4 separate regions of the Mus musculus genome follow, and regions 1, 3 and 4 are each linked to region 2. Evidence: chromatin loops called from intact Hi-C (ENCODE). Cell type or tissue: heart. All regions are shown on one strand.

Region 1 (5,000 bases), 140 kb after region 2:
GGTGTGCTGTTTGCCAAGTGCCATTTTGCTCCGGTGATACATTGATAATGCTACTAAAAAACAAAAAACAAACAAACAAAAAAGTGGCCGGTTAATTTCAGAGTGAAACCCGTGTGTTTGTGTGCTTGTTCTAACCTGCTTCTAATGCTCGGAGTTCAATTCCCATTAATCTTATTAAGAAAAAATAATTAGAGCGTGTATTTAACAAAGCTTTTTGAATTAAGTGTTTGATCTATGAAATGCCCTTCTTAGCCACCATCCCAGAATCTAAACCTTGTGTGGTTGGAAACAAGACCTGGTGTCATTATGTAGTAAGAAAGCTTTCCACAGTCTTGCTTCTGTTCTTTTTACGTCTCTGGGTATATTTTTGGCACCACAAGGGCACTGACTAAAGCAGCCATGCTAACAGTATGGGTGCAATATCTCTTTATTTGTGAGTACTTGGGGTATCTCTAAGGCATTACTTTGATTTTTTTCAATGTCCAGGTTGACATGTTTGAGTCTCATTGTATGCCGTGCGGTAGGCTCAGGAGAAGTCAGTAGGTTCCCACAGATCATGAGATCTGAACCCTGTAGCTTTTCTTCCTGTGTTTGCCCTAGAACATTTACATAACCCTCCCTGAATACCCTTTTTAGAAACAATGGACTTTGGAGAAGAGCCTCTTTCTAAGTTGAGATTATTATATTGGTTCTGTAACTGCTAAGTGGATTATTGTCAGTTTATGGGACATGATAGGATTCCTCTAAGGGGTTACTGTTGGCTTAACAATCCCAATTTCCTTACTATTTTTGTGTCTAGATGAACTCATTCCTTTTTTACTACTGTGTAGCATTCTGCTTATTTTAGCATAGTTTATCTGCTTTCCTGTTGATGGATGTGTGGGCTGTTTCCAGTTGTTTCATGGCTGGCAATCCTTGTAGTCAAGCAGAGAGTTGGGTATTGTCAGCCAGCATGTGTGCCACTGATACCTTCTTGACTAGTCTTTTGTTTTCTTTTCTTGTAGGTGTAAGGACATCTGAAAGTCAGTGTATAAGTAGATAGGCCTCATTAAATGTGTAGATTGGCTACATCCTAGATTTATTTCTGAGTGTCCTTTGTCCATTTGTGCCCCACTCATTCATGTTGGGTTACCAGGATGAAGAACGTGAAATTTCCGTTTGCATTAATACAATGTGTTCAAACAGAACCTCTGGTGACAGAAGGCCAATAGAATAAAGAACTTTCATGGGGGAATATTGTGAGAAAAGTTTCTAAATAAGCTTGCATGCAATAGTCTACTATAGATGCTGTGAGTTTAAAGAACCAAAAGTTCCCACCATCAAGGCATTGTTAACCCTGTCCTCTCACAGGAATACATCATTCAGTAAGTCCATTCAAAGGGTTCAACATAGTTGAGGTAAGCATATAGGGAGAGCCCTATCTTCCTTCCTTAAGTAGGGAACAGCCTTTTCCCAAAATGACAGCAAAAGTTATTAAGAAGCTGAAGGGTCAGCAGAGACTGGATGTGAATCCTAGGCTATTTCCGAGGTTGTCGTTAATACAGAGAGGATACTTCTGTTGTTCAAAGTAGGTTGTTTATTTGCCTTCCGGGATTCATGCTTGTTTGTGGTTTATTTTTGATGCTTATTCCCCATCGCGCCCCCCCATTACTCATGCTAATGAGAGGGTACTGAAGTCAGAAGGTGGGTATATACACATGAGTCTGAGGTTGGCAAAATCCACTGTTTAGTCGCTATGGCATTTTCAGTGTTGCCGATGAGTGAGTAAAGTCCTCAACATACAGAACATTGCATAAGTACTTTTCGATGTTTTTTCCAATTGTGATAGATTCTAAAAATTAGAGAATAGGTACCCTCCACACCCAACTCTTTTAATTTCATCGTACAGAGTCAGCGGGTCTGAAGTATAGTTTAGGTAAAACAAAAACCCAAAACCATTTTCACCGGGATAGCACGCCAACTCTTAAGTCCACAGCTCAGTGGGTCACCAAAGAGAGAACACCATCATGTCGACACTCACCTGTTCACAAGTGGAAGTGAACCAGAAGTCTGGTGTCTCATTTCTTAGACCATTGCTACCTTCTGACCTTACAGAGCAGAGCTGAGTTTTGCTGCTTTGAAATGCTCACATGGGATGAGGGCACATCCTTTATTTTTGTATCTGCCTTCTTTTGGCATTGCTTTGTGACATCCATTCTTGGCTGTAGGTGGCTGCAGTGCATTTAGTCCTGTGGCTATGCAGTCTTCTGTCTAATATATCATCTGTCCATGCTCTTGTGCATGGACAAGAAGGGGTTGTAGGATTTTGCTGTTGTGACAGTTATTGTATATATTTTCAGTTGTCCATGCACATGTATCATTAATGGATGTCTTCAGAATAGCAGTATTGGACAAAATGTATGTTCTTAGGTATATTCAACTAACAAGTTGCTCGGACATAAATATACTACTTACAATCTTGACGAGAATATATATTTCTGTTGTTTTGAATTAACATCAAATTTATAGAAAATTACAAAATATTACAGGATTTCCTTTAATCCTTTATATTGACTAATTAATAATTTTGCTGCATTTGCTGTATACGTTTATAAAACTCTCTCCTTGCACAAATGTAGATTATTCAGTCTAGTCTATGTGTGAGTAGAGTGTACCACATCCTTTGTTCTTAACACATTAGGACGGATGTCTTTCCCAAGAATGATGACATCTAAGAGAATGGCTTTAATTCAGTAGCTTCTGAACTCTACATCTCTCATTATTACTTTTTATAGAGAGAACATCATGTACATACAATTATGATGATACCTCCAACTATTCATAATGATGAGGGAAGGAGGTATATAATGTTATCAGCTATAATTTTCCTGTCACTTGGGTACCTACTATCTTATTAGTTGCATAAATGAATCTCTAAATATTCCTAACCGAATCGGGAATAGGACATAGCTGGATATAGGCTAATGACAGTGTTACTTTTTAGAACAGGACCACTGTTCTGAATTATTAATTCATGCGAGGGTCCTGAGAAAAAAGGACTCAAGGTCTTTTGAATGTCACAGTTTGTTAGCTGATTGATTCATTTGCACAGATTTGAAATTGCAGCAGCAAAGGAATACATGCATTTTTATGATTAATACCTTAGTTCAAGTTAATTTTTGAAAGGTTAATATTGTTTTTCTTGGTAGCTGAGTCATGTCTGTGCCTGATGATGCATGTTTTTATAGTGGATATTCACTAAATACTGCATTTCCATTCCAGCAACAGAGTTTTCTGTGTTGGTGAGGAGTTACTTTACAAGTTTTAAGGTCATGCTTAAAAATTATTTATATTGAAGTTTGTTGGTCAAAGTAAATGATTATTTTACATGGCGATACTCATTGATTCAATTCTATAATTTTTAATGAGAAAGAAAATTATTGGTGATAAACTGTTTATGGGATAGTTTTTATTTTATAATTCACTTGTATTCATTGATCGATCTGATTATTTACTAGGGTTCACTGTAGAATTAATTTGCCTGTGATGTATTGATGACTTATGGAATGTCTTTTTAAATCCTGGTTTGGGGCATTTATCTTTCTGTGCTAATATCATTCCTGTTTTCCTGTTGCTAGACAGGACACTGCTTCAGAGTCAAGGTGATTAACACGCCAAACATTTTCCTTTAATAACTTTTCCTATTTCCCTGTGGTTAGCCGCATCAGTTAAGGATACAGTTTTGGTTGTCTTCTGAATGCATGCTGTCATTCTGCACACTCTGAGGGCTGTGGAAACAGAAATGCGCCCTGTGGTGTGATCAGAGATCACAGAGAGCCATGTACAATGTCATTGCTAGCTAAAGTCCTGTTTCTACTCTATTCTGCATTGAAATTCTTTTAAAGCCCAGGTCTCCAAGAAAATTCCAATTGAAATTTAAAGTTACAACGGTGGATTAGCTGGTAGATAGGGATTTATATGCATATGAGGAGGGTTTGTTTGTTTTTTCCTGATCCCAGGAAGATAGAGAAATGAGCATCCTGAGGAAGCCTGCCAAAGAGGAGCATCTGGAGAAGAGATGCAGCCTGCCCCTCCTCACCCTAATCCTCTCATATTGGTGGTTCCTGCGAGGCATTGCTGATACCTTGCCGATGTCCCATTGGTCACAGTCAGGAAAGCACCAAGTTCCTGGCTATGGACAGGAAGGATGGTGGTAATACCGTTTCCTGGAGGGTCTCACTTTCTCTGAAAAACATCCAGAATGGTGTCTTTCCCATTGTCACTATAAGCATCCGCTCTCTGCCTGCTCTACTTTCCCTATTCTGCCTGTGTCACCAGTCTCCTGAGAGCACATGCCACCTCCCTGTCAAAATCTAACACGTTGACTTCTTTGTACTTGCAACAAAAGTTTTAAAGATTGCTCTACAATAGGCCATGCATGAAGAGAAACATCTTCAGAGACTCATTTGGCCACAGTGCTAAGATAAAAAAAGAGACTCTTCTGAGAGTTATAATTGATGGCCCTTCTTTTTTGGGGGGGGGCTGGTATTGTAGGATGACCACTTAAAGGCCATTTCTCCCATTTCAGAAGCCCAACAGAGGAACAAGTTCAGTGGAAGAGCAGTTGCCCAACATGTACAAGGCTCTGAGTTTAGCTTCTAGCACTGAAATGAAAAAGGAAAAAGAAGTTGTGAGTTTAATATAAGTGTTTTGCCTCGTGTCTTCTGGGTTTGAATGTCATCTAGCCTAGTTTTATTTTACATGGTATTAGGCTGATTCTGGGAAAGGTTATATATATTTACTAGGTATGGTTTTATTTATCTTACATTGCAGGATTATGAGCAAACATAGAACCAACTGAGAGATATTTTAAACCCAATGTACAAAACACTTTTTCACTCTCTGCACTCAGGAAGTGGAATCTAGAGTGTAAAACTCTCCATTCTTCTTTTCTTTTTCCCTGTGCTTTGTTCCACTGTCTTACCTCTCACATTTGGTCACACTCAAGATACTGTAGTGAT
Region 2 (5,000 bases):
GGGAATACACACTGCTATTGTGCCTGGCTTTATGTGGCTTCTGAGAATTTCATCTCAGGTCCTCATGCTTTCTTTGAAAATGCTCTCCTCAGTGTGCCATCTCACCATTCTAATTTTACTCCGTCATACTAATTCAAGGCCTTCTGTTACACATGTGATATTTTTTATTTAAGGATTTGAATGCACCTTACAACTAACACGTTGTAATATTGGCAATGTTGGTAATATTGGTACAGTTTTATTTGGGGTAGTACAGGATCATTTAAGCTGTATATGAAGTTCATTTCTGGGTATTGTTGGTCCAGATTTCTCCAAGATTCCTCAGAAGAGAGAACTCTACCGGGTCTTTAGAAATGTTGTCTCTGCACATATTCTTTCAGTCTTCATTTGGAATAGCTGGGGTTGAGAGTAGAAGGACTGGAGGTTTCCGGTGGAGGTCTGTGTCAGCACATAGTAAACACGGTACACCTGCATATGCGGTGTAATAAGTCCTCTATGTTGTAGTGGCATATTGTGATGGTTTGTGTATGCTTGGCCCAGGGAGTGGCACTATTAGGAGGTGTGGCCTTGTTGGAGTTGGTGTGTCACTGTGGGCATTGGCTTAAGTCACTCATCCTAGCTGCCTGGAAGCCAGTCTTCTTCTAGCTGCACCAGGGCAATCCACAACAAACAAGAATAGAACTCTCAGCTCCTTCAGCCCCATGCCTGCCTGGATGCTGCCATGTTCCCACCTTGATGATAATGGACTGAACTTCTGAACCTGTAAGCCAGTCTCAATTAAATGTTGTCCTTATAAGAGTTGCTTTGGTCATGGTTTCTGTTCACAGCAGTAAAATCCTAAGACATATACTACTTTCAAAATCCAATTGATGATTACAAAATTGAATGTTTTTATATGTGAATGATTCTGTAAGTTCTGGGGGCAAAACAGTAATTGTAAGAATCTAACAGTTTACCACATAGTTCATGTAACTACTAGGTCGACTCCATCAGTATTTATAAAATAGGTTATGATAAGTATATACTAGTGAATGTGTATTTTATTTGACAGGCTAGGACAGGTTAATAAGGAAACTAATATTTAATATACCCACAATCCCAGTGGTTTAGTAGGATAAGAGTTTATCATTTATGTGTGAGGCGTCTCTCTTGCCCCTGGCGTTTTCCAGGACAGCTGTCCTCAGAGCGATGGCTCAGCATTCCGTTCTTCTCTGATCACGAGGCTCCTCCATCTGAATGTGTTGTTTTCACCATGGCCACCGGAGAGCAAGAGTGGGACAAGTGTGCAGTCTTCTGCTTCCAGTTAAATGCTTGTCCTTCAGACATGACCCGAGTCACTTCTGTTCACACATCGTTGTCATGTCACGTGGCCATGCTCAACTTAAAGAGGGCAGAGACAGCCATCTTCCCAGATAGTAGTACGATTTATAAATGAAAGGTAAACATCTCTGAAATAAAGAGTGACCGGTACAACCACAGTTAGCTTGCCTTTCCTGCCAATCACCAAAAGTTTATTCTCTCTGGCTTGAGTTAATTATGCCAGTAGGAACTGGTCCAGTGGGGCTCCAAACACAGTCCTAGTCCGCACACTGATTGACTTGGAGGGACCACTAAGGCTTCTCTAACTGAGCCATGGCTTTTTTTCTTTTCCTTCTCTTTCACAAGTGTCAGAGGTGCGACTTAGGGAAATGAGATCTGTGCACGAAGTCTGCTGTAATCTTAGACAATTTCTATCTCTGTTCTCAGAGTGTTTAATTCCTCCTTGAAGACTTGAGTTGTATTTTCCACAGAGATTTTTTTTTCATGTTAAAGTAAACGACTTCAACCAATTGATAACATCTTCATCCTGGAACATAGATGGTTCTTAAAAAGAGGCTAGCTATGTGGTGGTCCCAGAAGTGTAGCATATTTGACCCTATTGACTTTGTCTGAACAGGAAGCAAAATGACCCTAGAGAAAATCACAAGACCACTAAATACAAAACAAAACCCTGGAGTTTTCATTTTTTCTTCTAAGCACCTGGAAAAAAGTAAGTCTAAAGTTTCCTCCTGCTGGGCAGTGGTGGCACATGCCTGTAATCCCAGCACTCGGGAGGCAGAGGCAGGTGGATCTGAGTTCGAAGCCAGCCTGGTCTACATAGTGAGTTCCAGGACAGCCAAGACTGCACAGAGAAACCCTGTCTCGAAAAACAAAATAAAACAAAAACCCCTAAAGTTTCCTCCTTTATTTTGGTTTTTCTCCTGCTCATTCCTTATCATCCAGCAAAGGTATAACGAAGGTATGAGAGTTCACCGAGGATGGTGGTACATTCCTATAATCCCAGGTCTTGGAAAACTGAGGCAGGAGGATAGAGTGTACCAAGTCAACCTGTACTATCTAGGAAGGAGACTTTGACTTAAAAATACTAACACTAAACACACAGCAGCACCAATAACAAAACCCATTTAAAATGCTAGAATGGAAAAGGAATTATATTTTACTGTTTTGTTTTAAAATTACAATAATCAAATTATCCCTAATTTTTTTGAAATATGTATTCTCATATGTAAAAGGGAAGAATTTTGCACTAGCTCTGAAATGGGCATGGGTAAAGAAGTTTAACTTCTGTGTATTTTAAGAAGTTAGCTGCACTAAGAAATGGGAAGATTCATATCAAGCAATGTTGAAATTTAAAGTGAATATTGGAATGTATTTTATCATAGAATTGTGATCAAATCCTGATGAGTCCTTGAGATTAAGAAAAAGGATGCAGAACATAGTAATATTCAGGCTTTAGACAGAATAAAACTAAGCAAATATTGCTCAAAAACAAAATCCCAGCGCCCCACTGCGAATGGCCCCTCTCCAGGGGGCAGTAGAGTCTCCAGGAGGAGAGAGGCCAGCCTGCTCCGGGAAGTGCCCTCGCCAAGCTGGGTACGACTGCCCCCCGAGGCGAGATGAGGGGCGGAGGCCGGAGGAGGAGGCAGGGAGGCGACCTCAGCTTCTTGGCAAAGCTCTGCGCCCGTAGACTAGAGGCGGAGTAGCAGCCGGCTTTAAAGTAGCAGCCTGGGAGGAAGGAAGGAAGGAGCGAGCGAGGGAGGGACGGGAACCCTGGAGGAGGAGCAGCGAGCTGGGCTGCAGAATCGGCGGGTGCAGGAGCTGCCTGCTCGAGGCCACGTTTGTTTTTGTTATTTTCCATTGGACTAGTTCTCCAGGACTGAGCGGGCCGCAAGCGGGCACCCCCGACCTTCCAGGTGACAGCCGGTCACCCTGCTAGGAGTCAGCTCCGCCCCAGTCGCCCCTTCCCGCCCACAGCTCCACTCTCCGCCCAGCCTTCCCGTGCCAGCGCTGGGTGAGCGCGCCGGCCGCAGCGGGCTGCAGGAGCAGGAGCCCGAGCAGGATCGAGAGACCGCGGCTGCCCTGGTCCCGGACCCCAAGGACGGACCGGCGGCTGGAGAACAGACCTGCCCTGGGGCGCGATCTCCAGGAAGGAGGATGCGCGCGTGAGCCTGGGTCTCCCGCTAGTCCACTGAGCTGCAGCCAAAGGCTCGGAGCCGCGCCCGGGGAAGTGTCGCATGGGGCAGGGCCGCTGAAGCACGGACTTTAAGAACTGGTGGCACCAAGGCAGGCGCGGGGGCCTGGGGCGACAGTTAGCAGTTTCCTCGGCTCCTGCACAGTGAGAGTTGGGGGCGCGGTGCCCTCGCTAGGCGCGAGTTATGGAGTCGCCTAGCTGCATTCAGGATGAGCCTTTCCCGCACCCCCTGGAGCCTGAGCCGAGTGCCCCAGCACAGCCAGGTGCCACCAAGCCTGGCGACAAGCGCTTCCGGCTATGGTACGTGGGAGGGTCTTGCTTGGATCGCAGGACCACGCTACCCATGCTCCCTTGGCTCATGGCCGAGATCCGTCGGCGCAGCCAGAAGCCCGATGCGGGCGGCTGCGGGGCGCCCGCAGCCCGGGAGGTGATCCTGGTGCTCAGCGCCCCCTTTCTGCGTTGTGTCCCTGCGCCGGGTGCCGGGGTCGGCGGGGGCGCAGGCTCCGGGGCTGTGCAGCCCAACACCGGGGTGTTCATCTTCGAGCACAAGGCTCAGCACATCTCGCGCTTCATCCACAACAGTCACGACCTCACCTACTTTGCCTATTTGATCAAGGCGCAGCCCGACGACCCCGAGTCACAGATGGCCTGCCACGTTTTCCGCGCCACGGATCCTAACCAGGTAAGTTGTGGGTGCCAGGGGGCGGGACTGGGGCCACCCGGACTGGCAAGGCAGGGGCCTCTCTTTTAAGAACTGTCTTGGATCTGGCTGCTGGCTTGCGCTCCACGTGGCGCGCTCCGGTGCTCCCCTCGTTCTGTTTTTGGGATATGGGAATGGGAGAGAAAGCGATTCGTTGCTGCTCTGGTCTTGGGGACCGGCTGGCTGCCCAGAGCGGGAGGAAGGGAAGTAGACTCAGAGTGGTCTTGGGACCTGGGAGGAGTTGGCAAGTCTGCAGAGGACTCAAGGAAAAGCGCGGATCCCAGGAGGATCCTGGTGACTGGTGATGGATGGCTTGCCTGGCTTTCGCCTGTGTGCGTGTGTGAAAGTGTGTGTTTCTTGGAAGCGCTTGGAGAGCACGGGGCACCGGTTCTCAGGCTCGGTAGTATTGCATTTATACTTGTTTGGCTGGCGCGTCACTGTCACCAAAGTACCTATAAGTATCTGGGCCTGGGGGTGTGTGATTTCAGAGGCCAGTCTAAGGAAGTTAGAAATGTCAGAATGTCAGGTAAGTATGATTCTGCAAATATGGAGTCGGAAGACCTTTCTATTATTTTTTGCACCCACTGAGACAATAACTGCATATTTGAGTAACTTAAAAATCAGTGTGATAGAGGAGTTTCAAATGTCATTTTAAAGCATTATACTCTTCTAGCTTAGTGTCCAGTATTTCTCCAGAGCTTTCTAACTCGAAGTGTTCTGTTACTAAATAGAACCTTGAGTTCCTTAATGAGCACGTGCAAATATAACAGCAGTTCTCAACCTGGGGCT
Region 3 (5,000 bases), 50 kb after region 2:
TAGGTAGTCTCCACATCTGATTCTTGAAGAAGGAGTTTAGTAAGTTGTCACAAAACTCACTTGTCAGTCTGGCATCCCATTTACTGTCTCTGGGACAGCTCCAGAAATAGCCTGGTTTAAGCTTGCGGTGCGGTCCATTTGCTGGGAATCCCTCAGGAGTGGAGTCTGAGTCACGCTCGTTATCAGCAAGGGTATTCTCGGTTCTGGGTGGATCAGTCTGGGAGGGTGAGAGCATGAACAAGTGCACTGGGAATGGAATATGCCTCACTCACAGGGAGGGTCAGGCAGGGAGACAATGAGGAGCCCTAATTACATACAAAAAAGCCTTCAGGGAGCGACTGTCCAGACCTATACAAATGAAGTAGGAAGTACAAGACTGGACGATTCAAAACAGAGACAGCCATCTGCACAGATAATAACCATTTGGTTAGTGCGACTTCCCATCTGTCCCTCAGTGAGCCTGGAGCGCTAAGCTGGCCGAAAGCAAAGGCACCAAAGACAACAGAGAAGCCCATCGGCGCCCCTTCCCTGTGATGCCAGCATCCTGTTCTGCCCTATAAACAGCTCCAGTGACCCTCTGGTCATATTTGAGAAAAAGGGACATCAAAAAAGAAGACATCTTTTGGAGTATACACTTGGAAGAGTGAAGGATGGGCGTGGGCTGTTTGAATGGCTTATTTAATTTAGTATTCGGAGAAAGACCTTTTGTTGAATTCTTCAAAGAATCGGAACAACATTAAGGTTTTTGTTTTGTTTTGTTTTGTTTTTTTCCAGACAGAGTAGAAACTTGTCAGCGTCTAAAGCTCTGTGTTTGTTTCTTGTTGAGAAAGTGTCTAATTGTCACTTCTTGTTGACAGAGTGAAACCAATAATTTTTCATCACAGAGTGAGTCTCTGAAGAGACGCAGCTGTAGCTCCAGGGGAGCTGTGGAGACTCAGCTGACAAACATGTCAAACTTTCTTTTTCTCAGTCTTCACTTTCGTCTTCGCAGTGAATGACACAGGCGTTGTTTGTCCTGTTTGACCTCCTTGTTGGGAAGTTTAGGGTGAAGTATGTCTCTCTAATCTTGCTTACAGATGGACTCTGTGGAGTTTCCTTCCTCCAGTTGGCTGTTTTGGGGGTTCATTATCATGTAGATTGTGGCATTCATCGGAAGATCTGTTTATTCGAGTCCTTCAGGAATCTTCTGCACTCCAGGAGTTTTACAGTTTTTCATTTGTTTGTTTTAAATTTCTCTCCATAGTGTTGTAATGGCTTCTTGGGAGAAGATCTTATGAGCATTCTCTATTTTTAATCAACTTTCCTATAGTTTTCCTTTATTAATTTCCCCCAACCTTCTTCAATGTCTTTTGTCTTTCTTCTCCATCCCAACCCCTGGCTGGGATTCAAAAGCACTAGTTCTACATGAATTAAAAAACAAACAAGCAAATAAAGAAACAAAAAAACATTTTGGCATTGTTTAGAAGATGTCTCTTGTTTTGTTTGGTTAAACAGCCTGCGTGGTCTTGCTCAACAGTGGCAGTTCTCACAGGCTTTCTTTTGGTAGAAGAACTGTTTAGGCGTTTCTAGCCAGCAGAGTCGTTCATGTGCAGCTGGAGGTACCCGGTTCTTCAGGCTTTGAAACCTTGGTGTTGTCTGTGGAGCAGAAGATCCAGGAAGCTTTGGGTCAACCAGAACCTCTGTTTTGTAAATAAACTCAAGAAGCTCTTTTCTGTATCAGGACTTTGAGCCGAGCATATTAGCCGTGCCTTGGAGGTACACACTTTATGATTACAAAGTTAGGATAATTTTCAGTGATGGAATAAAGAAGGAGAGGTTGGCTTTGCCTTCACTGATACTTTTCTTACTGTTTAAGTGAAAGTAGATTCTTCTCCCACACCATACAGACCAACCACAGCTCTCCCTCCTTCTACTCCTCTGAGCTTCCCACCCTCTTCCTCACTCCTCCTCCTCTTTTTCCTCTTCAGAGAAGAACAGGCCCCCTCAAGAGACAGCAACCAAACTGCACAAAGGAAGAGACACTAACCCAAGGCACTTGCCCTCATATCAAGGCTGGGCAAGGCAACTCAATAGGAGGAAAAGACTCAGAGATAGACCTGCTCATGTTATTAGGCGTTTCACAAAAACACTGAACTAACAGCCACAGCATAGACACAGAGGACCTGGTGCAGATCTTTGCATGCTCTATGCTTTTTGTTTCAGTTTCTGTGAACCCATGTGAGCCCTGCTTACTTGATTCAAAGGCCTTCGTTTTCCTTCTGACTCCTACAGTCTTTCCTCCCCCTCTTCCATGGTATTCCCTAATCTCTGAGGGGAGAGACCATCCTCTGAGGGGCATCTCAGACGCTCCTCTGAGGGGGAGATCTCCAATTTGAGCCTGCTAATTTCCATACTAACTTATTTGTAGAGTCAGATAAGATTTTTATGACCTAATTAGTGTTCCTTGGTGTGTTACCTAATAGAGGAAATCATCAAGCATATTCATATCATGTATATGAATTATTAATGATGGCAAAAGGTTAATGTTATTTTTGCTTTTCACACTTGACCCCCTCTTTGTGCAGGGAGGTATCCTAGCTTCTCTTGGTTCTGCTTTGCTTTTTCTGTGGTTTTCTTTATGTATGGGTATGGGATAACAATTTAACCTTTACTGGGTCTGTGTTAAAATTGGTGTGCTTCTATTTGACAGACTGCACCATTTCTAATTGAAGGAAGAAAGTCAACGTTACGGTTGATACTTTTGGATTGGATTTCTAAAGCACTTCATGCTATGCCACGTGACTGTCATAGTTGTTGGCTAAGCAGAGGTCAGAGTCTTGATACCGATTTTATATATATGAGAATCAACAGTTAGGCAGAATGCTGATGACCACACAGCACCTTTACTGACAAGACTGAGCTAGAGCCAGGATACAGTTCTGATCTTTGTTCCCGTAGGCTGTGTTCCCTCTTAAGCAGGAGACCACTGCCTTCATAGAAGGCTGGAGTGGAAAAGCATTTCCTTAAGTGTCGACAATCCTAAGCTTTGGTAACCTGGCTTATCGTCACAGGGCGGTGTCACCATTTTTACACTGGAGTTTCAGAAGGCAGAGTTGGTGGTTCTCTAGTCTTCTGCAGTAGCTGCAGGGTTAGGAAAATGTGCCCTTCTGATGGGTCATTTGTCCCTACCCTGTCTGTCTCAGCTCCTGGCCTAATGAAAACAGAGCTTGGGACAGCATGGTTAAAGGATTGGTTTGGCATCTGCTTCTGCACTGTGGCTTTACAGTGCATTCTCCCTCTTAAGAAGAGCTGCCTTAGAACCCTTGTCCTGGGCACCAGTTCAGGCACTTACTAATTCCTTTACGGGACATTTTCTGTCTTCCTGGTAGTTCCCTTAATCAGTTCAATATTTCCACTTAGTTTTGTTTTTCGTATATATGTATGTATGTATGTATGTATGTATGTATGCATGCATGCATGTATTTGAGAGTGTAGTATATGTGTATGATATATGAGCACTTGCGGTGTGCATATCAGTACACAGAGAGGATGAAGGAAGATGGTGGGTGCCATGTTCTACATTCTGTCTAATTTCCTCAATCAAGCTCTTTCCCTGAGGCTATCAGCCAACGAGCTGGCCTTAGCCATCTTCTGGGGCTACTGGTATCACTGGACCAGGCCTGGTCTTTTAAAAATTCTTTTCTCATATGTTATGTAAAGACTACAGTTTCCTCTCCCTCCACTTCCCCCAGTCTCTTCCATCTCCCTCAGATTCACTTTTCCCCCATTTCCCTTCAGAATAGAGTAGGCCTCCCAGGGATATCTACTGAACATGACATAACAAATTACAGTAAGACTAAGCACAAACCATTGTAGCAAAGCTGGGTGAGACAACTCAGTAGGAGAAAAAGGGTCCCGAGAGCGGGCAAAATAGTCAGAGACACCCGCACTCACATTGTTAGGAGTCCCGCAAGAACACCAAAATACACCACCATAGCATATATGCAGAGGATCATGCGGGCTCTGTGGTGGTTGTTTCAGTCTCTGAGCCCTTAAGAGCCCAGCTTAGTTGATTCTGTGGACTGTGTTCTCCAGTGTCCTTGATCCCTCTGGTTCCTGCAATCCCTTTTCTCCCGCTTCCTTGCCATTCCCGGAGCTCCACCTAATGTTTGACTGTGGGTCTCTGCCTCTGCTCTCACCAGTTACTTCGTGAAGCATCTTTGACGATAGTTAGTCTGGGAACTGAACTATGAGTATAACAGAATATCAGTAGGAGTCATTTTATTGACTTTTTGTTTGGTCCAGTCACTTTTGGTTCTATCTTAGGTCTGTGGGCTATCCAGCCTCTGGTTCCTGGCTGTTCATATACCTGACCTTTTAGTTACTGTACACACTTATTCTTTATTAATTAAAAAAAAAGAAGCACTCAGAATAAAGGGGTTTCATTATGGAATCTTCATACACGGTTTGTTTTTCTTTTCTTTAAAAAATAAAAACTACCTTTATAATGATATTTATTATTTTAAAAATTGAGCTTATTCAATTGCCAGCTCCTGTTTTTGATTTGACAATCAGGTCATCGTTTTCAGTGATCAAATAATTTCCCCTCTGGATGTGCCAACCAGTTCAACATTTTAGGTTGCTCAAAATATATAAATGCATGGTGATAATCTGTGTGTGAGGCCTGCCTCAGCAGTCCACTAACGTTCTTCGTATGCCTTTGAACACGTATACACATGTTCGTATGTGCGCATGTGTTCATATGTATGTACATGCATCTGTATGTACTTGCAAGTGGTGGTCAGAGATCAGCCTCCGCTGCCATTTCTCAGGAGCTGTCCGTCTTATTTTTTTGGTCTCTCACTGGCTGGAACTTTTCAAATAGGCAAGGCTAGCTGGCTGGCCAGGCCCAGGGACGCTGTCTTTGGCTCATGAGTGCTGTGAGTGCTGAGGTAATAAAGGCCACGATCACAGCAGCCTTTAAGATCTGTATTCTGGGGAGCAAATGTTCAGGCTGTTTG
Region 4 (5,000 bases), 92 kb after region 2:
CCACTGTGGTAATGTTAGGGTACATCTAAAGCAGACCTGGTGGGACTGAATGAAACCTGTCCAAACCTGTCACCAGAGTGGCTTCTTGTGCGCCTTTGTGGGGGTAGATTTGGATTGGAGACGGTACAAGAATCGACAGCACCAAGTTTGATCTACATTGTAGTGGATGCTATTTAGACGTTACAGTCGTGTCTACCACAGCTAAATCCCTCACGGATATTTTTCAGAGTTGTTCACACATAGACATAGAAACCCTCGCTTGCTTTGAGTTTGGTTTCGGGTGTGAAGTCTCTCAGAGCATATTCATCTTCAATAAACATCTCTTCTTTGAGAAGGCTGATGAAATTGAATTTTGCCCACAGGATCACAGCGTGCACACTCATTATTAGTGACCATTGAACAGATTTTATTCATTTCTTCTATCTTAAATCATGTTGGTTGCAATGCTAACACCAAAACACTAGCTTCATTAAACCTAGTACCAGAGATATTAAGAAGATGTTCAGGTATTCTTTACCCCCCCCCCCCATGTGTGTGTGTGTGTGTATGTGACTGTGTGTGTGTGTTCAGGTGTGGATGCTAGGATAGCCTACCTAGCATTCACCACACGCCTTTCTCTCTGTGTGTGTGTGTGTGTGTGTGTGCATGCTTGAATGTGTGTGGATGTCACGATAACCTAGCTGGCTAATGAGCCCCTGGCACCTGCCTGTCTCAGTCTCACCACTGCTGAAATTACAGGCAGGCACCTCCATCCCTGGCATTTGACTGACTTCTGGGGACCTGAACTTGGGCTCTCTTGCAAACACCACTCACTGAGCCATTTCCCCAAGGCTTCTATATTCTTACAAATATGATAGTGTTACAAGTCAGTTTAAATTTCTGAGGAGAAACTGAAGGACTTAGAAATCCATAGCCAAATGTGTGGTATTTATACAGTTCCATAAGTAGAAATATCTACTTGAGGTCTTTGATTACACTGCTACAGAACATATTAGGAGTTCTGCTGAATGGGAGAAGCAACCTGCCAAGAGAGCACAAGGTAGGCTGGGGCCTCTTGTGGCTGGGAGGTGCACTCTTTCAGGTGTCTCTCAAAGCAGTTTCAGAGATCACAGAGGTAGAGGCTTATTGCTTGCGACAGTGTGTATTGCATTTATTAATTTGATGCCAGATCTGTAAAGCACATATAAGCATGTTATTTCTGGAAAAGCCCTTTACGGTACCAAGCTGGTTTGTTGTTTTCTACCACCAAAGGTGACAGGAGGAATCATGTCCTTTGAGCCTCCTAATGGTTAGATTCTCTTCAGTGGAGTGGGAAGAGGAGGTGGCTTTGTGCTTTCTAATGAACACTGAGGAACCCCTCCACTCTGCTGCTATGAGAGCCGACTCTATGTTTTCTGGTTAGAGCTTCCCTGGGTGATTGATGTTGACTGTGCTCCCAGATCTGAACGTGTACTGACAGCCCCAAAGGCAACCTCGCTGGAAGCCATCGCACTATTCATTTTTAACATACTGGCGATAACAGTATCAGTCACACTTCACCTCGACCCCTGTTTTTCAGAGGAGTGAAGTTCTACTGTAAGGGTCAAGGACAGGGTCATACCGAGCTCCAGTCTTAATTGGGACCGTGGAGAACGCAGCAGTCTTCTCTGACCCACGGAATGTGCCCTCGTGGGTCAGAGAGTCATCTGGCTGCTCGTGGCTGCCCTCCCTGCCCGCCTATTTTTGGAGACAAGGCAATTGTGTGTTTTCACGTTATCTTTCAGTGATATGGAGTTAGGATCGTTTTTTTGTTTGTTTGTTTGTTTTTGTTTCTGTTTTTTGTTTTTCGTCTTGGAAGAAGAGGAGCCCGTGCACCTTTATAGATTAAAGATATTGTATGCAAGCAACTGAAATCTCTGGAGAAGAGGGCTTTACAATGTGAAAGATCTGTTGTGCTGTTATGAATGTCTGAAGCAATGTGGCACGCCAGGACAGAAATAGGTTTCTGAGAAATGTGTGGTGTGTTTGTTTCCTGATACCATTACAACTCTATCTACTGATCTCAGCGAACTTGGGGTGTCCAGATTCTCTCTGGCTCAGCACTTGCCCCCTGGCCCCCATTCCGTTGCACAATCACGGCTTGCCTAAAGCCTCCACTCCTCTTGAGTTCAGACATTTTATGAGTTGAAATTTATTAACTGTCCCCTCCGTCGCTTTGTTTAGAAGGCTCTATATTTTCATATACCCTGATAAAATGCCAAGACATATTTTCTTACTATGTTTATTATGCTCTCTGTGAACATATTTAACAGGTTCAAGTCTATTAAATCCTGACTTTACGATAATTTTTTTATTCAAAGTAACCTTTCTTTTTATTAACTTGCTAATTGGTTTGGCACACTTGTTTAATTATTCAAATTTACAATGATTTGCTTCTAAGTGGTTGATTTTATATCTAAAACGGTCTAAAATAAGAGCAGTGGTAATGACATTTTACAAACTATTTTTTTCAGTATTATTCTTTTGCAGTTGTATTACGGTAGTCCAGGTGAAAACACTCCCCCTCGTGGTCATTACAGTAAATGCGGGCACTAAGCATTAAGTACATTTTCTGATCAATAGAATCAACTAATAGATTGGTTCACTGTGTTTTGTATTGGTTGCAGGGACTTGCAGCATTCAGAACCATGAATTTCACAATGCCATGATAGATAATAGTAATTCACAGTGTTTCATAGTCCTGTACGCTGTGTTGCTACAGTTAGAAAACAGATGGACTTTTCTGAGTGCATAAGAAGTTTCACTCTCATGAGTCAATGACTTTGCCTTTTGAAAATTGTATCTATATCAGAAAAGAAATAAAAAATTATTTTTCATAAGCGACACAAGTAAGATGCAAAATGTTCTCTCTTACCGTGTAAGTATACACAGACTTACTGCAAAATGCATTTGTGATGTTAATCTTCACTGTTCTCCCAACTGGATTTGGAGTTACCTAGCAGACACACCCCTGGGCCTGTCTGTGGGCGTGTCTCCAAGAGATTTAACTGAGGAGCGAAGGCCTGCTCTGAATATGGGTGGTACCTTCCCAGGGGCTGCAATTCCAGAACAAAGGAGAAAGCAAGCAGAGGAAAATTCGGCTTGTTTTTTCTTGTTTCTTGCTGACTTCAGGTACAATGGGGCTAGCTACCTCCTGCTTCTTCCTTCCCTGATTGACTACATCCCTTCAAACTATGAGCTAAAATAAACTCTTCCTTAAGTTGTATAAGTAGATAATTTGTCATGGCAACAAGAAAGGGAACCAATACAATACGTCTTAGAATAGCTCCCTGTAGGCTTAGGGTTTTTTAAATCCCACTTTTAAGAAGGGTTTTAAAACACTTCAATCTCCCGCCCTCCAAATACCATGTGAGTCTGCCTCAGCAAAATGCAGTGTGAGTCTTGTTCAGCAAAAGACCATGTGAGTCTGCATCGCATTACAACCAGAAACTTCCACTTTAGTCCCCAGCCACAGCCTATGCTGGGAGCGTAGTTTATTTCTATGCCTTCATGTAGGTGCCGACTCCAGCTTTCTATTTGCCAATGACCAGATCTTACCCAAGATATTTAAGCTCTCTAGTAAAACCTTCCATTAACTTGTAATTGCTTCCGTGACATCTCAGAAAGAGTGACCTTAAGATATCAAGACAAGTTTGCCTTGCAAGTTGGCCTGTAATCACTTTGAATTAAATTCAATGTCTCACCTTCAGTGCCGTGCTGAATCTTCCTCCCTGTCCTCAGCTCTGCTCATGAGCTGCCTTGTGATTTACAGAGGAGCTTGCGGGAGTGGAAGGAGGAAGTCTGCTACCCACAGCGCCATGCCTGCCCACAGCGCCACGCCTGCCCACAGCGCCATGCCTGCCCACAGCGCCATGCCTGCCCACAGCAGCACTTTGCAGCCCCTGCCTCACTCGCTGAACTATTCCCACCTCCGTTGTGTTGTCTCTTCCCTTTTGCCCACGTACAGACATTGTTCCTGCGGCTTTCTTCATCAGAAGCCATCATTTGAATACTTTTATTTGTAACGTTTTCCTTAGGTTTATTTTATTGTTTTGTGTGTGTGTGTGTGTGTGTGTGTGTGTGTGTATATTATTAGTGTTTGGCCAGCATGTTTGTCTCTGCACCAAGTGTGTGCCCGATGCATGGCGAGCTTCAGGTCCCTTGGAACTGGAGTTACAGATGGTTGTGAGCTGCGATACAAGTGCTGGGAATGGAAGTTGTGTCCTCTGGAAGAGCAGCAAGCAACAGCTGAGCCAAGTCCTCAGAGCCAGTCTGTCCCTGTTGCTTCAGGCTTTGTTCCTGAATTTGTCTACCCTAGTATGGCTTTTGCCTGCTGCCTACACAATGTGTGTATGTGTGTGTGTGTGTGTGTGTGTGTGTGTGTGTGTGTGTGTGTGTGAGAGAGATGAAAACCACCAATGACCCCAAGCATATTGGTTATTCCGCTTTTTCTGGCCTCAGGGTCTTCTCTGATGCTTCTATTCCTGGTTCTTGATGCAGTTCCCTTTGTTCACATGTCTTCAGTCTTCCTCACTTGGATTGGTATGCACTTGGAGTCATGGGAGGGGGCTGGGCTGGGGAATTTTCTGTCTGTTTCTCTCTGATACGTGTGCAACACCTTTTTCCTTTTAAACTGTGTCACAGAGTAGAGGTCAGGGGACAGCCGTGGGCATCAGTTCTCTTGTTCACTGCAGAGTATGTCAGGCTAGCTGGCCTTGGAGTATTGGGGCAGCTTATCTCCACTTCCCATCTCATGGGGTCTTAGGATGACGTATGTGTACTCCCCTGGATGACTTGGCTTCTGGGGTTCTAAATTTAAGCTCTCATTCTTACACAGCAAGCCCCCTACCCACTGAGCCATCTCTCCAGCCCCTGTACAAAGTCTCTTGATGAAAACCATCTAATCTTACAGCTTTAAAGGCCATCTGTAGGATAACAGTGTCATGTTTTCTATGCCAGCCATCCTCTCTCTTCTGAGGGAT

The links. Hi-C counts contacts between places; a loop is a spot of excess contacts. Peaks named below come from ENCODE experiments on the same cell type or tissue, not always from the same donor. Only the 100,000 strongest peaks of a DNase experiment are listed, where the experiment ranks them.
Region 1: it touches region 2 in a loop (2.3-fold over the local background); 6 of 42 quality-filtered maps call a loop at or near these places.
Region 3: a loop joins it to region 2, with 2.6 times the contacts of the local background. A loop is called at or near these places in 5 of 42 quality-filtered maps.
Region 4: a loop joins it to region 2, with 6 times the contacts of the local background. A loop is called at or near these places in 24 of 42 quality-filtered maps.

Annotation. Positions count from the first base shown.
Region 1 is chr14:101,470,069-101,475,068 of GRCm38, reverse strand. All of the region lies in intron 10 of Tbc1d4 (TBC1 domain family, member 4), which reads left to right. Among named protein-coding and RNA genes, the nearest start is that of Tbc1d4, 140 kb to the left of the region's middle. In heart, no CTCF peak of the experiment used is centred here; no DNase peak of the experiment used is centred here.
Region 2 is chr14:101,607,156-101,612,155 of GRCm38, reverse strand. Tbc1d4 (TBC1 domain family, member 4) reads left to right here and starts at 2,965. Exons shown (of 19, transcript NM_001081278.2): 1 at 2,965-4,193. The coding sequence starts at 3,696. In heart, CTCF peaks have their summits at 2,849 (motif pointing right) and 3,983; DNase peaks (open chromatin) are centred at 3,105, 3,255, 3,985, 4,135 and 1 weaker place; H3K4me3 peaks cover 2,351 bases; H3K27ac peaks cover 2,128 bases.
Region 3 is chr14:101,556,794-101,561,793 of GRCm38, reverse strand. The region is part of intron 1 of Tbc1d4 (TBC1 domain family, member 4); the gene reads left to right. It also overlaps the pseudogene Gm34417. Among named protein-coding and RNA genes, the nearest start is that of Tbc1d4, 50 kb to the left of the region's middle. In heart, no CTCF peak of the experiment used is centred here; a DNase peak (open chromatin) is centred at 203; H3K27ac peaks cover 490 bases.
Region 4 is chr14:101,515,074-101,520,073 of GRCm38, reverse strand. The region is part of intron 1 of Tbc1d4 (TBC1 domain family, member 4); the gene reads left to right. Among named protein-coding and RNA genes, the nearest start is that of Tbc1d4, 92 kb to the left of the region's middle. In heart, CTCF peaks have their summits at 1,061 and 2,548; a DNase peak (open chromatin) is centred at 3,833; H3K4me3 peaks cover 637 bases; H3K27ac peaks cover 1,266 bases.